Regions from separate parts of the Homo sapiens genome. Here region 2 is linked to region 1. A link is an interaction called in ENCODE POLR2A ChIA-PET data of the cell type or tissue named here. Cell type or tissue: A673. All regions are shown on one strand.

Region 1 (2,500 bases):
GGAGCCAAATGTTAATCCCAAGACAATGGGAAAAATGTCTCCAGGGTATGTGAGAGACCTTCACAGCAGGTGCTTCCCGTCACAGGCCCAGAGGCCTAGGAGGGAAAAATGGTTTTGTGGGCTGGGCCCAGGGTCCCCTGCTCTGTGCAGCCTCTGGACATGTGCCCTGCATCCCAGCTGCTTCAGCTCCAGCTGTGGTGGCTAAAAGGGGCCAAGGTACAGCTCAGGCCATTGCTTCAGAGGTGCAAGCCCCAAGCCTTGGTGGCATCCACGTGGTGTTGACCCTGCGGGCGCGCAGAAGTTAAAAATTGAGGTTTGGGAACTTCCACCTAGATTTCAGAGGATGTATGGAAACACCTGGATGTCTAGGCAGAAGTTTGCTGCAGAAGTCGAGCTCTCAGAAAGAACCTCTGCTAGGGCAGTGCGGAAGGGAAATATAGGGTTGGAACCCCACACAGAGTCCCCTCTGGGGCACTGCATGGTGAAGCTGTGAGAAGACAGCCACTGTCCTCCAGACCCCAGAACGGTAGATTCACCAACAGCTTGCACCTTGTCCCTGGAAAAGCCACAGACACTCAATGCAAGCCCATGAAAGCAGCCGGGAGTGGGGCTGTACCCTGCAAAGCCACAGGGGTGGAACTTCCCAAGGCCATGGGAGCCCAACTCTTGCATCATGATCTGGATGTGAGACATGGAGTCAAAGGAGATCGTTTTGGAACTTTAAAGTTTAATTACTGCCCTATTGGATTTCAAACTTAGGTGGGGCCTGTAGCCCCTTTGTTTTGGTCATTTCTCCCGTTTGGAATGGTAAATACCCAATGCCTGTACCCCCATTTTATCTAGGATTAACTAACTTGCTTTTGATTTTACAGGCTCATAGGCCGAAGGGATTTGCCTTGTCTCAGATAAGACTTTGGACTTGGACTTTGAAATTAATGCTGGAATGAGTTAAGACTTTGGGGGATTGTTGGAAGGACATGACTGTGTTTTGAAATGTGAGGATATGAGATTTGGGAGGGACCAGGTTGGAATTATATGGTTTGCCTCTGTGTCCCCACTCCAATCTCACCTTGAATTGTAATAATCCCTATGTGTCAAGGGTGGGGCCAGGTGGAGTTAAGTGAATCACAGGGGCAGTTCCCCAAGCTGTTCTTGTGATAGTGAGTTCTCACGAGGTCTGATGGTTTTATAAGGGGCTTTCCCCCTTCAGTCGGCACTCATTCACTCTCCTGCTGCCCTGTGAAGAGCTGCCTTCCACCATGATTGTAAGCTTCCTGAGGCCTCCCCAGCCATGTGGAATTGTGAGTCAATTAAACCTCTTTTCCTTATAAATTACCCAGTCTCGGGTATTTGTTCATAGCAGCATGAGAACAGACTAATACACAGACCCTTAGCAATTCTCAGAAATCCTATGAGAATTCCCTACTCAATCCACACTCCCAGGCTCTTAGAAACTTATTTCGTACCTGTACATATTTCACACCTGTACATAAAGCAAAAAAAAATTATAGACTTAAAAAGATGTAACACTGGTAACTGGATGTTCCCATATTCCCAGCCATAATCCAACCACAGCTATCCTCCAATAGGAAAAATCTAAACTCTGTTTAACAAACTGTCACCCACCCCCACCAAAAAAAAAAAACCAAACTAGTCATTTAGAAAAAAAAGGTAAATCTGCCCCAGTAATATTAATAAGTTGAAGGCCACATAACCATTAAATACAGGAAAATTTACTTTCAGAGAGTGCTTTTGTTTTCTCCCCTTTTATGAAAATGTTTGGTAATATTCTCTCTTAATTCTCTTACCAAATCAGTCCATATGCAACTATGTTCTGCCACCGTAATCACTGATGGGCCTAACAGTTTATTGTCCAAATATAATTTGTTCAACCATGCAAACATCTGTGCAATCAGGCATGTTCAATTTGCCAGGGACAAGTCCAGTGACATGGCCACAAGTGATAAGCACCAATGCTCTGTTAGTGGGCCTTTCGCTGAAAGAAACAGCTTTTCCCACAATTATCTCTAGATTGAATTCAAGTGTCTAATTAATGCTTTCATGTAATTCAACAAAAACAAAACATTTACATTATAGAGTTACTATTTATTCTAACCCAAGTCACTAATGGTAACACTAATGCACATAAGCATATAAACCCCAGAGTAAAATGGAGCTGTGTTTCTTCAAATTCAAGGGCCAGTAGAAGTGAAGGCTAAGGAAGCATGTCTGCCCAAAGACAGAGTAAGAAGCACTGCCCAGAATTCCAGGTGCTACAAGAGTGCTGTCATTGTACAATCACTGCTGGACATCAAGGGCCATTTCTATTGCTTTGCAACTCCTTTCTTCCTGATAGAAATAAAGAATTAATTAATTTTTTTTTTTTTTTTGAAACGCAGTTTCACACTGTCACCCAGGCTGGAGTACAGTGGTGCAATCTCGGCTCACTGCAACCTCTGCCTCCTGGGTTCAGGTAATTCTCGTGTCTCAGCCTCCCAAG
Region 2 (2,500 bases), 380 kb after region 1:
TTTAGAGCAGTGGCCAGGCGCGGTGGTTCACATCTGTAATCCCAGCACTTTAGGAGGCCGAGGCGGGTGGATCACTTGAGGTCAGATCGAGACCAGCCTGGCCAACATGGGGAAACCTCGTCTCTACTAAAAATACAAAAATTAGCTGGGCATGGTGGCTCACTCCTGTAGTCCCAGCTACTTGGGAAGCTAAGGCACGAGAATTGCTTGAACCCGGGAGGTGGAGGTTGCAGTGAGCTGAGATGGTGCCAGTGCACTCCAGCCTGGGCGACAGAGTAAGACTATCTCAAAAAATAATAATAATAAATAAATAAATAAGAAGGAAAAAAAAAACTTAAGAACAGGAACAAAAGGAAGGAAAGTACACTTGGAAGAGACCCACATAGGTGACTGGAAGGACGAGTGTGGCATTTGACCTTTTGACTTTTGGGTTTTATATGCTGGCATACTTCTGGAGTCTTGAATCCCTTTTCCCATGATTCTTTCCTTGGAGTGGGCCGCCCCCATGCGTGGTGGCCTGCTAACACGTGGGAGGTGAACATGAGCAGTGTGTGTACTGCAGTTGTATGCATGCTCACATGTGGTGTTCTTCCCTTTTCTGGTAGAATGCCCCCAGAAGGCCATACGCTGCCATTTCGTCTCTTTATGCGCATGCTTGAGCCCAGTTGCCCAATTCCTGAGATTTTATTAGAAGCTGCCAATGACCAATTTCAAGTTTGTGTCTATTGGGAAATTGCCTCTCCCTGCACTTGCTCTGATCAATTATCATTTTAGAGAGGCAGTGTGAAATTCCTGGTTGGTCAGGAGAGCCCTCTCCCACCCCGCTTGTGCTTGACTAGCTATGTACTGTAACAGTTACAGTCTTGGTTTTACAGGGAGAGGAAGAAAAAACAAAAACAATTGTTCCTTTTGGTGGGTTGCTTTAGGCAGATAAAGGCATCCTGTGTTTTGGGAGAGAGAGTGAGGGAGGGAAGGTCAGAAAGACCTTGAGGCTTCTTCAGTTCAGCATGGAAAAGTGTCAGATTCTGGGATATTGGTTTCTGACCCCCAACATTGGCAAGCTTATTTAGGTGATCTTAACAACCTGCCTATACTATAAAGTTGCTTTTCTAATCATCCTGGAAATTCATCAAAGGTGCATGGAAATTTCTAGAAGATCCTATCAGAGGCTGTATGGTCTCTGGAAGTCCAAGCACAGAGCCAGGAATCAGCAAAGTCATGGCCAGTATGAAGAAGACAAATGACACTCCTCACGTGTCTGTGGAGAGGTCCTGTCTATCACCCTCGCCAGATTAGATGATTCTTTTCTGAAAGGGAATTGTCTTTTGTTCCCCAAGAGCCTTGCACAAAAGAGGCACTTAAAGTAAATTACAAAACTCTGCATCATCCTGCCTGATATTCTTTTTGATGGTATGAGTGTGTGTGTGGGGCGGGGATGAGGGGGGTGGAGAAAGTGCTGAGGAGGATGCCATCTGGCAAAAACTATTTTGTCATCTTTCCCTTTTCCGTGGCTTATTTGCAAAATACATGCTTTCAATTTTCCAGGCTTTGGCTCTATATTCAAAGTTAAGCTCTTAGAATTCCAAAAATAATATCCCCTTCCCCTTAAAAAAAATAAAAAAGCTCTTTTATTTTTTTCTCTCAAAAAAGCCTGGCTTTTATAAATAAAAAGTACTATGGCTTCCAAGCAATTGGGTCTGCTATGAATTTACAAAATCCACGCAGCAATTCATTTGACTTCAGGCTCCCTCCCCTGGAGAACAGTGTGTATCTAAGCATTGTCATGAAAGCCAAACTATAGCTTCCATGGTAGAAATTTACAAGGAAGAAGAGGAACAGCAGCTTCCTAATATAGCTAAACACTATGCCCAACACATTAGTACCTGTTTGTAGAATTAGATTGCATGCCATGGACATGGGTAGGGGTTTCCAGCAGGGACTGGGAACTGAAAGCCACCAGCTGACAGCACACCCAGGTCTTAGGGAGCACTCCACAGCATAGTGCTTGTCCTCCTCAAGGAATAAACTCGCCTCATCCATCAGAGAAAACAGAAGTCCTCGGGTCTAATCACCATCCATTTTCTTCCCTGGTCCCCACTTCTAAGCTAACCTCAGTGAGTGCCTATCCTTTCCTTCCTTCCTTCCTCCTGACTCCAAAGATGAATCTGTTCCTATTTCTGTTCAATGCGGTCCTGGAAGATGTCTAATTGTCTGTGGAGACATGGGGTAAATACCCCTCTTGTGTGGCTCCGTGGCTGATTCGGCATCTGTCACCTCTGTCGCCCCAGGTCAGTGCTCCTCCCATCTTGACACAGCTGTCTCTGCTCTGAATCTGTTAGACACATCTGTCTCCCCGTGGGGTGGCGAGCTGCTCAAGGGTGGTGACCGTACCTGATTCCTGTTTTCTCTTCAGAATGTAGCACATCACTTGCATACTATACATGCCCCTTATAGGATTGTGGAACAGTGACAAAATGAGTCATACGCTTCAAGGAAATTA

What was found. Peaks named below come from ENCODE experiments on the same cell type or tissue, not always from the same donor. Only the 100,000 strongest peaks of a DNase experiment are listed, where the experiment ranks them.
Region 2: POLR2A ChIA-PET joins it to region 1 with 11 read pairs; 2 of 35 experiments call an interaction of 5 or more read pairs at or near these places.

The regions. Positions count from the first base shown.
Region 1 is chr6:131,008,041-131,010,540 of GRCh38, forward strand. The region is part of intron 1 of EPB41L2 (erythrocyte membrane protein band 4.1 like 2); the gene reads right to left. Among named protein-coding and RNA genes, the nearest start is that of EPB41L2, 54 kb to the right of the region's middle. In A673, no CTCF peak of the experiment used is centred here; no DNase peak of the experiment used is centred here.
Region 2 is chr6:131,386,504-131,389,003 of GRCh38, forward strand. All of the region lies in intron 3 of LOC105378005 (a long non-coding RNA gene), which reads right to left. Among named protein-coding and RNA genes, the nearest start is that of ARG1, 190 kb to the right of the region's middle. In A673, no CTCF peak of the experiment used is centred here; a DNase peak (open chromatin) is centred at 1,368; H3K27ac peaks cover 2,266 bases.